2 separate regions of the Mus musculus genome follow, and region 1 is linked to region 2. The links are chromatin loops, found by intact Hi-C in ENCODE. Cell type or tissue: heart. All regions are shown on one strand.

Region 1 (5,000 bases), 49 kb before region 2:
CTGGGTGAGTGCATGGTTAGTGAATGAATGAATGATTGGATTGGCTCCAACAGGTTTAAGACACCCTGTGAGTTCTCCTGAACATACACTTGTGCCAGGGACACAGGCATAACCTGCAAGGAGCTATTTCCTCTGTATCAGAGTGCATGGCTGAGTAGCCACTGATGGTCACAGAGACCAGGGACCAGGTAAATCAGGCTCCTGGGAAGCCTCACGCAGTTCCTGATGGGGCACTGGGCTTTGAAAATCCTTGTTCTAGTCAGAAAAGTGGGGTGGTTACAAATGCTCTCATAGATTCTAAGAGACTGGAACTTTTGCTAACTCACAGCTGAGTTAACATACCCTGCGGTCACTGCTATCCTACTGTGGTCCTAGCCCTGTCTTTTTAACCCACTTTAAGACAGCAACAAACAAGCAACCTCACCTACCTTGGGTTGCCCATGTGATGAATTTTTTTAAAAAACGATTTATTTATTTTATTTATATAAGTACACACTGGAGCTGTCTTCAGACACACTCGAAGAAGACATTGGATTCCATTACAGATGGTTGTGAGCCACCATGTGGTTGCTGAGATTTGAACTCAGGACCTTTGGAAGAGCAGTCAGGGCTCTTAACCACTGAGCTATCTCTAGCCCTCCTGCCCCCATGTGATTAAACCTTTACAGCCTAAGCTAAGGCATGGCTTTAATCTTATTATATGGTCTCCCATGCCGCTGGCCCATGAGTAATTCACACACACACACACACACACACACACACACACACAGAGAGAGATTTACAAGACAGCATTCAGGCAGGCACAGATTCAGGTTCATATCACAGACAGATTAGAGACAAGAGAGAGACTCTGGCTTGCTCTTGGTTAAATTACTCCAAGATTGCTTTTCTTAATTCGACACCGGCATATATTGTGATTCTGGGCTTATAACTAATGGATCTATCTAATCCAGTGTAGAAAAGAAAATTAGGTTGCTCGATACAAACTCCTGGGCTGTGCATCATCAGAGACGCTGTGTTCTGGGCTAAACATAAGGAGTCCACCAGTGACTCTGGCTTGACTTAGACCCTCAACGTGTTTGAAAGGCCTAAGCTCTAAAGCCCGATCCGTGTTGCCTGGAAACACACTTTCTGAGCCTTTAGGAGAGGCTTGTGGATGCTGGTCGGTAACATAGCTGTGGACCGGGCTCTCCAGTTCCACAGCCTTCAGTACATTTAGACATAGTTCAAATGCTTTTATAATACACGTACAATAGGGTTATTTCTTACACAACGTGGTTTTAAAATACTCTGTACAAGCCATTAAAATCAAAGTCATTTAAAATGGAATGAGTAAAAGCATCAGGGCCCTGGGCAAGAGGGATACAACTGTTCTTGTAAAACTGACCTTAGGGTCTCAGGTGTGCTTTATGTGTGGCTAGGGATGCTGGGCAAGGAGTGTTCTGTAATTCTCTAAGTGCAGGACAAACAGCAATGGAAGTCCTATGCATGATGGTGGTTTTGAGGAAGGGGGAGGTTTATAATGTTCTGTTTGAGAGGCACTCATGTGGTGAGAAACTCCTATCCCCTTCCACTCCCCAGAGAAGGATCATCTCGTCTACTTCAGACTCCAGGTTTTAAAAATTGTATTTCATGTGTATGGGTGTTTTGCCTGCGTGTATGTTTAGGTACCATATGTTTACCCGGTACCCTCAGAGGTCAGAAGAGGGTGCTATATCCTCTGGGACTGGAGTAACAGAGGATCATGATCCTCTGTGTAGGCGCTGGGAATCAAACCAGGGCCTTCTGGAATATGAGGCAGTGCTCTTCCCTGCTAAACCATCTCTCTCCAGCCACTCAATTTCACTTACGGCCTGAAGACATCCTTACTCTCTGATTTTGCCCATTAACAGATGTTTCAGGTGAGGGCCCTGGAGACTGACGCATTGAAATCATTATCTTAATTTTGTTACTTATTTAGCACGGGCCTCAGTATGTGCCTGGGGATTCTTACATGACAGACTGACAAATGAACACATTCTCCAGCAAGCACACTGGTGAACATCCCTTCTCTCTTGACTCTCTCCTGCTCCTGAGTTTGTCCTGGCAATTTCCCACTAGAGGGCTCTCCGGCACCTGCCACCATAAGGCACCTGCCAATCTCTCTGTGAGGCAGGCCAGGCAAGAATTGCTAACTTCTGGGGGAAAAAAAAAAGCCATATATATATTTAGACTTAGTGGGTTTCTGACAAAAGGACACATTCATTCATATGTTGATGATTATACTACACACAGACAGTCATTTCTACTCAAGCTACAATATTTGTCAATCTTCCAACTATAGTGGTTTAAAAAAAAAAGACAACCCTAAGAATCCTTGTTACCATGGAGACAGGATAATGAAGCAGGAAGAAAGAGTTCCTAAATATCCACTGAGTATTTTTCCTCTGTGCCAATCCTCACCATTGGCAACTTCACTAAAATCATAAGCACAGGAAAGGAAGCAACCCTGGGCACTTTCCCTGTGGAAAACAAGCTTGCAAATTGTCTGAAACACCCATCATGACATCCCTGCGAAGACCACTCTTGTTTCTTCCCGATAACAATGTGACTGAGAACAAAGATCTGTCTGCTTCCACCCAAAGCCCTGGTTCACACAGTTTGCTACTGTACGACTCAAAAGAAGTCATCCAGGAGCTGGAAAGAATATGAAATCCCACAGAGGACAGGCACATGAGCCTTTCTCTTTGGATAAAGAAGCTGAAAGCCAGAGGTAAGCCAATAAGCAGATTAGAAATACCAAAATCAAATGACAGCAACACAGAGCCAAGGGTAGCAGTAGAGGTGGAGAGGTGGCTGCTCTGACTTGGATACATTATAAAAGCCATTTGTGTCCCTTTGCTGCTCCAGTAAATGAAGCAGCGGAGCTGCGGTTGTTATCTGGGCAGGGAGTGACAGTCTAGATCAGAACTTTGATGTGTCCTCCACCACACCTCTTTGCTTCCCTCTGCCACCTGGCCTCTGTTGTAACACTGTCTTCTGTGAGAAAGGCTGACACCAATGTCGCTGGTTCCCTCTCCTCTCATCTGAAAAGCTGCTTCTTTAAGAATACGTATTTATGTCTTTTTAATTTTATGTGCAGACCAAATGTGTGCCTAGTGCCTGAGGAGGCCAGAAGAGCCTCCTGGAACTGGAGCTACAGAGGGCTGTGAGTGGTTGAAGATCCTGGAAACCGAGTCCAGATCCTCTGGAGGTGTAGACAGTGCCCGGGGAGGGGCTTCTTTCTTCGGTGGACGGAGGTTTGCTGAGGGGACAACAGAGACCAAAAAGCAGAGAGCCAGTACCACATATTCCTCCCAAGGCTCAGCAAATGTCTCACAGAGAATGGGAAGGTTCTAAGGGCCAGAGCTCCCAGGGGCCGCTGTCAAACTGTCTTCCAGATGTGAGAGCCGCTGTACTCATAAGCTCTCTACAGTTGTGGATGCTACACAAGACTTTGTCAAGATCAATCTGGTCAATATCCTGGCATGCATGGCGCACGTGTGTGTGTGTGTGTGTGTGTGTGTGTGTGTTTGTGTGTGTTCACTAGTTGAGAAGCTACAGGTAGTTCATGACTACCAGAAGAAAGAAGTCAGATTTCTCAGAAGTAGGGGGTAGGTCCCAACCTATAAAGGCTAGTCCTACACTCATTTACATTTGGGTTACACTAATTAAACTCAATAGGTAATCTAATCTATCTATCTATCTATCTATCTATCTATCTATCTATCTATCTATCTATCTACCTACCTATCATCTATCATCTACAGAGTGTGGAAGGACATAAAAATGAAGGAAAGATGGGATAGAGCAAGCTAGAGAAAAGCTGAAGGTGGGGAGTGAGGGATGAATTTGATCAAAATAAAATGTATTCAAATATGAACGAGGAAAAGGGCCAGTGGTTGTCCCAAACCAAGCCAGGTACTTCTCTCAAAGGTGATCTAAACCCGTCCCTGTATTTGTTGGCGTTTGAAGCTAGCATATAAAGTAACAGGTTTAATTCTGACATGTCCATACACATTTTGTCCTTATTCACCTGGTCTCCTATTGCTCCTCCCTGTCCTCCTGCCTCTTGCTGGTCCCCCACACCCCAGAGCCTCCTTTCTGCTTTCTGGTCACAGGCGTTTCACTTGCTTCTTTCTTTTTTTCCTCTACCCCCCCCCCCCCCGTCCCTGAAAGTTTCTTCCTCCTTCTGATGAAGTCCTTTGTAGTTTCTTGACCCACCCTCACTTGCATATGCATCCTGAAATCTAGGTCCTGCATCTGAAAGAAATCATGCAGTATTGGTATTTCTGCATCTGCCCCCTACCCCCACTGAAATCTAGGTCCTGCATCTGAAAGAAATCATGCAATATTGGTATTTCTGCATCTGCCCCCTAGCTCCCTTCCCCCAACGACTCCAGTTCCATTCACCTTTCTGCAGATGTCAGATTTATGCTTTTCTCTTTATGGCTGTTGCACTGAAAAGGGGTGCACAGGTTCCCTGGCACACGGGGCCTGCACATTATCTCAGCCCTAGGCTACCCCAGCAGCCTCAGACTCGTGGGCAGACAGGTCTCAGCAGCTTATAACTGTCTTTGGCAGTTTATTGCCAAGCCTGGATCACAAGGACAGCTAGAATAGCCTCCCACCTGCTGCTGTGCTTTTTGCGCGGAAGAACACAGGGAACTCTGAATCCAGGAGAGAGACGGAAATATCCTGTGAAGGAGGGGTGGCCTACCCACTCTCCCCCATCAGGCCCGACACGATGTTCTCTGCACTCCAAATGGTACCTAAGTCATGCTGTTCAAGAACGAGGCGTTTTTGCCATACACAGTCTTATGTTTCATTTTTAGAATTCCAAATTGCAATTCAAATTCGTGAGCAGAATCAACGGCCTGTCTAACCTCTGCAAAAGCCGGATATCCACACCAAGGCTGCGCGAACACATGCGCAGAACTGTACTTGCTCGCTTCTTGCTTGGAGACAGGATGAGCGGCCCC
Region 2 (5,000 bases):
TCTCAACCTGTACTCTACGGTTGCTGAACAATAATCGCCTAAAAAGAGCGTTGCCAGGCTGGGCCAGCTGGCTGTCTCCCATTCCTGAAACTGAATGTTCTTAGACACACGCGCTCTCCTCCGCCCCTTCTGCTGCCTGCTGACTCAGTGTAGCACCAAGTCACACTCCCAAGTGCCTGAAACCGAGGCTCCTGGAAGGACTAAAAAGGGGTATACAGCAGCTCTACCAAGGCAGCCTGACATCTCTGCGCAGATTTGGGCACCAACAATTGGATGTGGGCGGTGCACTTCCAGTTTGAAGTGTACAGACCCAGGTCCCTGTCCTCGGCACACTCAGCTAACCCCTGTCTCTTTGCATTTCTCATCTGTGGAAAGGCACAATAGTTACAGGAACCACAGGGCTTGAGTTAATGCATATGGAAGCATCTACAGTGCCTGGCCATTTCCTGCTACTTCCCCACTGGTTTTCTCTCCCCTGTCCTTCTCCCTGTTTTCCTGATTTGGTTTTGCTTTAAAATGCATCTCTAAAGTACATTAGCTGGCAGACTTCAGCAGCCTGTGCCCTGCCATGCCCAGTGCCCTTCAGCATCAAATATCCACTTACGTTGTTATTGAAGTAAAAAAAAAAAAAAAAAAAAAAAGCCCCAAGTGATGTGCACAAGTCTAAAGCACACAACTTCCTGAGTTTCTATGTATGGGGAGCATGTCTAGACCTAAAGTGCCTTGAAGGTCTGCCCAGGCCAGTAGGAAGCCCAAAGGCAGTCCACTTCTGACCTCTACCACTACTTTACAGTTTAGAGAGGACAGCTTTTAGGAGAAGGCTGGGACTGGACAGGTAGTTTATCAGTGGAAACTCTGATCTTGTAGAACACTAGGACTCATTCCCAGCACCCACATAGTGGTTCAGGGACATTACATCCTTAACTCTAGTCCAGAGGATCCAGTGCCCTCTTCTGACCTCTAGGGGTTTCCTGGCACAGAGTCGTGCATAGACATACATGCCCGAAAAATACTTACATAGAAAGTAAAAGGAGTGAACATTAAAAACAAGGCTAGAGTGTCTGATGATTATAATACTAACTGGCAGCAAGAAACCCTCTCCTGGCCCTCTCTGAGGTGACGAAGGCAAAGACAGTGAGGCACACAAGCTTTTAAAGTCACACAAGTCTGCCCAACAAATGCTCTCACTTACATCCAAGGACCCCAGGCACAGAAGAGGAATACCACTGTCCCACTGGAAACTTTCCTCAGAGAGTCCCCAGACTGTGTGTGTGTCAGAGATACTTCTGGTTTTTCCTGAGGCCATTAGACAGGCTTCCTGGGTTTCTGGGCAGAACATCTACCCAACTCAGGTTCTCACACTCATGGCAGACACTCCAAGCACACAGAAGACATTGTTTCCACAGGGGAATGGATGCCTGGCATCCTACAGGAGAGCGTGTTCTTCTCCCAAGCTTGCTCCCCGTGAGCTCCTGGCTAGGTATCCGGGGGAATGGCCACAATTACCCAGTCCCGCACACCTCCAAAGGACTTTAAAGGCCATTTGTGGCCAGATGTAAATGGCTAGAGATAATGGATAGACAGACACATACACTCTCTGGCTCCTGACCTAGGCAGGCTTACAGATAAGCCTCGGGGAGTCAGGACTCAGCTCCTGGCCCGACTCTGTCACCAGGAACTGTGTGACCTTGGATAAGTCACTTTTTCCCTCAGGAATTGGCTTTCTTTCTGGGAAATGGTCCAGTATCCTCAGTCCTTGTCTGATTGTGCAGGTTCCCAGATCTCTCCTAATCGCCAGGGACCCTTCCTTAACATCCCCAACACAAGCAAGATCCGCCCTTTTGTTCTCAGGGGAGGGGTGGGGGGTGACGTGGGGGAAGGGAAGCAGAGCCCCCTTGGGGCATCAGACTAAGAGGCCTCCGTGCCAGAAGCTGATAACGGAAGAGTGCTGTCCTGGGAGGTCACCAGGGAGCCCTGAGGTGACCTGGTGTAGCCATGGTCCCTTTCCGACCCGTGGCGGGCAGGGAGCGAGTGGTTGCCGCTAGGGCTGCACGGAGCAGCTCCCAGACGTAGTCGCGGCTGGGGACTACAGTTTGGAGAGGGTCCTGGGCACTCTCACTCACCCAGCGTCTTTGACAACGCGGGAGGCCACTCTACCTCGGGACTGTCCCCAATACCCTCCGCGACAACCCCAATCGGCCACTTACTTAACCCAGGGCCCGGACGCGAGCAGAGCAGCTACCTGCAGCTGGCCGTAACCCGGCCGACTGGACTTTAGCTGGCGCCTCCGTCCCCGCTGTCCCCGTCGTCTCCGTCGTCCCCGTCGTCTCCGTCGTCCCCGTCGCCTCGAGGATCCCGGCTGGGCTGCAGACAGTGCCTGGCGTTGCTTCTGCGCGCCCGGCTAAGCTGGACTCTGCGCTCCTCGCTCGCTCCCAGCCGGGCTTAAGCGCTGCCGGGACGCGGAGGCGGAGCCGCCGCCCCCACCTGCTCCTGGCGGCCGCCCTGGAGCCTCGCCGCCCAGCGCACGGGGACGCGGTCCAGAGGGCGGGGTCGCTCTGGCACCCAGGAGGCGGTCCTGGCTGCGCGGCGGCGCAGCTCCCAGGTACAGAGTCCCGAGTGTGAGCCACGGGGACAATGGGGCCAAGGGCTGGAGTTCCCCTGCACGCCACCTCGTCTATATATTACAAACATTTCTGAGCCCTCGCTAAGCCCCAGACAGCGCGTATATGCAAGGGGACAAAAGGAGAATGGGACAGCCGGTTGTCCCGATGAGCACAAGCAGGTACTTACAATACGGAGCCAAGAGAACATCCAACGTGTACAAAGCAGAGGGACACCCAATTCAGACCTGGGCTTGAGAGGCAGGGGTGGGTGTGTGGGTGGAGAGAGCTGGGGGGCGGGAGGGGGAGGTAGAGAAGCTTGCTCTCAGAGATAGGTGAGCACAAAATATCCTGGTAACACAGGGAGGTAAGTAGCTTCCGGTGGGGCAGAAGTGGGAAGAAGGCAGTTTGAAATCTAGAGTGAAGCGAGTCTGTCCCATTTCCCTGTCCGGCTGTCCAGAGCTTGGAGAATGCTGGAGATTTATGCCTGAGGCTCCTGTGTACACTCAGCTGCTCCAAGTGCAGCAATTCAGGCTGGCATTTCCTGCCTCTCACATCTTAGGCATACTTGTGTTCTGGTTCGAAAAGGAAGGAAAGCTCAATTTGCAGAGAAGAATTATTTCCATGGCCATGTAGAAATCCCACCAGGTCTTCTACGGAGCCCCAAAGCACAAACTAGTTGCATGGCCAGTCATTTATCTTACAAGCTGGGCGGTTTCTGGAGGATATACTAATTCAGCTTTTTAAATGCTTGATTCAAAGTGATGGTGTCTGCAGAGTGGGGCTATTTGGGGCTGAAAACATCATGAAGTTGTTGTGTTCAAGAACCCAGTGTCTCATGGCACAAGTGGTCCTTCTTGCATCCTTTTTCTCTGGACATTGCAACAGGATTCAGTCTCTGGGAGCCACGTTCCAAATACCTAAGCCGCTCTCCCCATCGTCTCTATGGACAGAATCCAGAGTGATGACCAGTTAAAGACTAAAGACTATAGTGCCAGTGCCTTTCCTGATCACCGAGACTTTCTTAGCACACTAGCTGAGTTCAATTCCCAGTACTACCAAAAGAAAACAAAGCAAAGCCCCTCAAACAACAACAACAACAACCATAATAAACCTTATCAAAGTTAATATAGTAGGAATAGATGAGATAGCTTGGCTAGTAAAGGCACTTGTTACCTGGCGACCTCCATTGGATTGATAAATTGGAAGTGGGAGTTGTGTGTATCTGTGTGTCTGTCTGTCTGTCTGTCTGTCTGTCTGCCTCTGCCCTTCCATTCCCTATTCTCTTTATGCTTCAGTATCTAGTGATGCTACACCTAGATTTTAACCAAGAAACAACTAATGTGTTACCACCACTATCTACAACAGAGTAGAAGATGGAGACAGTGTGGTGTTGCTAAGCACCTGAGACAAAGCCAGCAGCTATCCAACTCTGGTCTATTTATTAGATGGAAAAAAAAAATGCTGTTTGTATAAACCACTGATATGGGGGCTTCTCTCTCTCTCTTTCTTTCTTTCTTTCTTTCTTTCTTTCTTTCTTTCTTTCTTTCTTTCCTTCTCTCTTTCTTACACTAGTATTTATTTATTTACTACCCATTTTGTTCCAAATAGGAGAGTCCTATTTGGGAAATAACAGTTTTTAGAGGTCCAATCTTACAGTTAAGTGTATTTCTAGTGGAAAAATGTAACTTGAGAAGAATAAACCTTCCCATCTCCTCCCATCGTTCACCAAACACCTGCGGTAGCTCACTTCCAGGTGTATGTTTATGATGGTTCTGCAACTTCTTGGGATCTTTAGTAGAAAGGTACCAAGGAAGCCCAGGTGGTTTGCAGCATGTCTTCGCTTCACCATGCCAAATATTTACAAACCAGCTCTTACATGATGAAAGTGCTCTGGTACTCAGAGAACAAAGATGGATTTGCAGCTCTGTCCTCTAGGAAGTAGCAGCTTAGCTGACAGGAAGGTGAGAGGGGCCCTGAGGTTCTGGGTGAAGGGTGATGCTTCCTGGATGGAGAGCTGATACAGAAGGGATGGACCTGCGGGAGGAAGTAATGATCACCTGAGCAAGCTCAGAGTTCAGCTTAGTGTTAAAAAGGAAGCTCAGAAGTTAACAGGCTTGTCCAAGTCAGGGGGTTTCTGAGAAGAAGAGCTGTATATGAAAATGAATCCACAACATTCCTTTCTGCCTCACTGCCCGGCCCAGAGCCTAATGAAGGGCATGTTCACTGGGGCAGCAGCTGGATACATCACACACGATGTCTCAGCTCAGTGGTACCCGGTGCCTTCATTTTGGTAGCTGCCATTCTATTACAATGGAAGCTCCTTTAAGAGAAACCCATCATTCTGGCAGTGATGACACACAACTTTAATCCCAGCACTTGGGTGGATCACTGTGAGTT

The links. Peaks named below come from ENCODE experiments on the same cell type or tissue, not always from the same donor. Only the 100,000 strongest peaks of a DNase experiment are listed, where the experiment ranks them.
Region 1: it touches region 2 in a loop (2.0-fold over the local background); 12 of 42 quality-filtered maps call a loop at or near these places.

What each region holds. Positions count from the first base shown.
Region 1 is chr6:54,476,246-54,481,245 of GRCm38, reverse strand. The region is part of intron 2 of Wipf3 (WAS/WASL interacting protein family, member 3); the gene reads right to left. It also overlaps a transcript of Scrn1 not described here. Among named protein-coding and RNA genes, the nearest start is that of Gm44026, 12 kb to the right of the region's middle. In heart, a CTCF peak has its summit at 2,101 (motif pointing right); no DNase peak of the experiment used is centred here; H3K27ac peaks cover 251 bases.
Region 2 is chr6:54,427,103-54,432,102 of GRCm38, reverse strand. It overlaps Wipf3 (WAS/WASL interacting protein family, member 3), which reads right to left and starts at 2,417. Exons shown (of 9, transcript NM_001167860.2): 1 at 2,243-2,417. 9130019P16Rik (RIKEN cDNA 9130019P16 gene) reads left to right here and starts at 1,882. Exons shown (of 14, transcript NR_033635.1): 1 at 1,882-2,782. In heart, a CTCF peak has its summit at 2,517; DNase peaks (open chromatin) are centred at 162, 2,012 and 2,502; H3K4me3 peaks cover 1,793 bases; H3K27ac peaks cover 1,646 bases; H3K27me3 peaks cover 1,223 bases.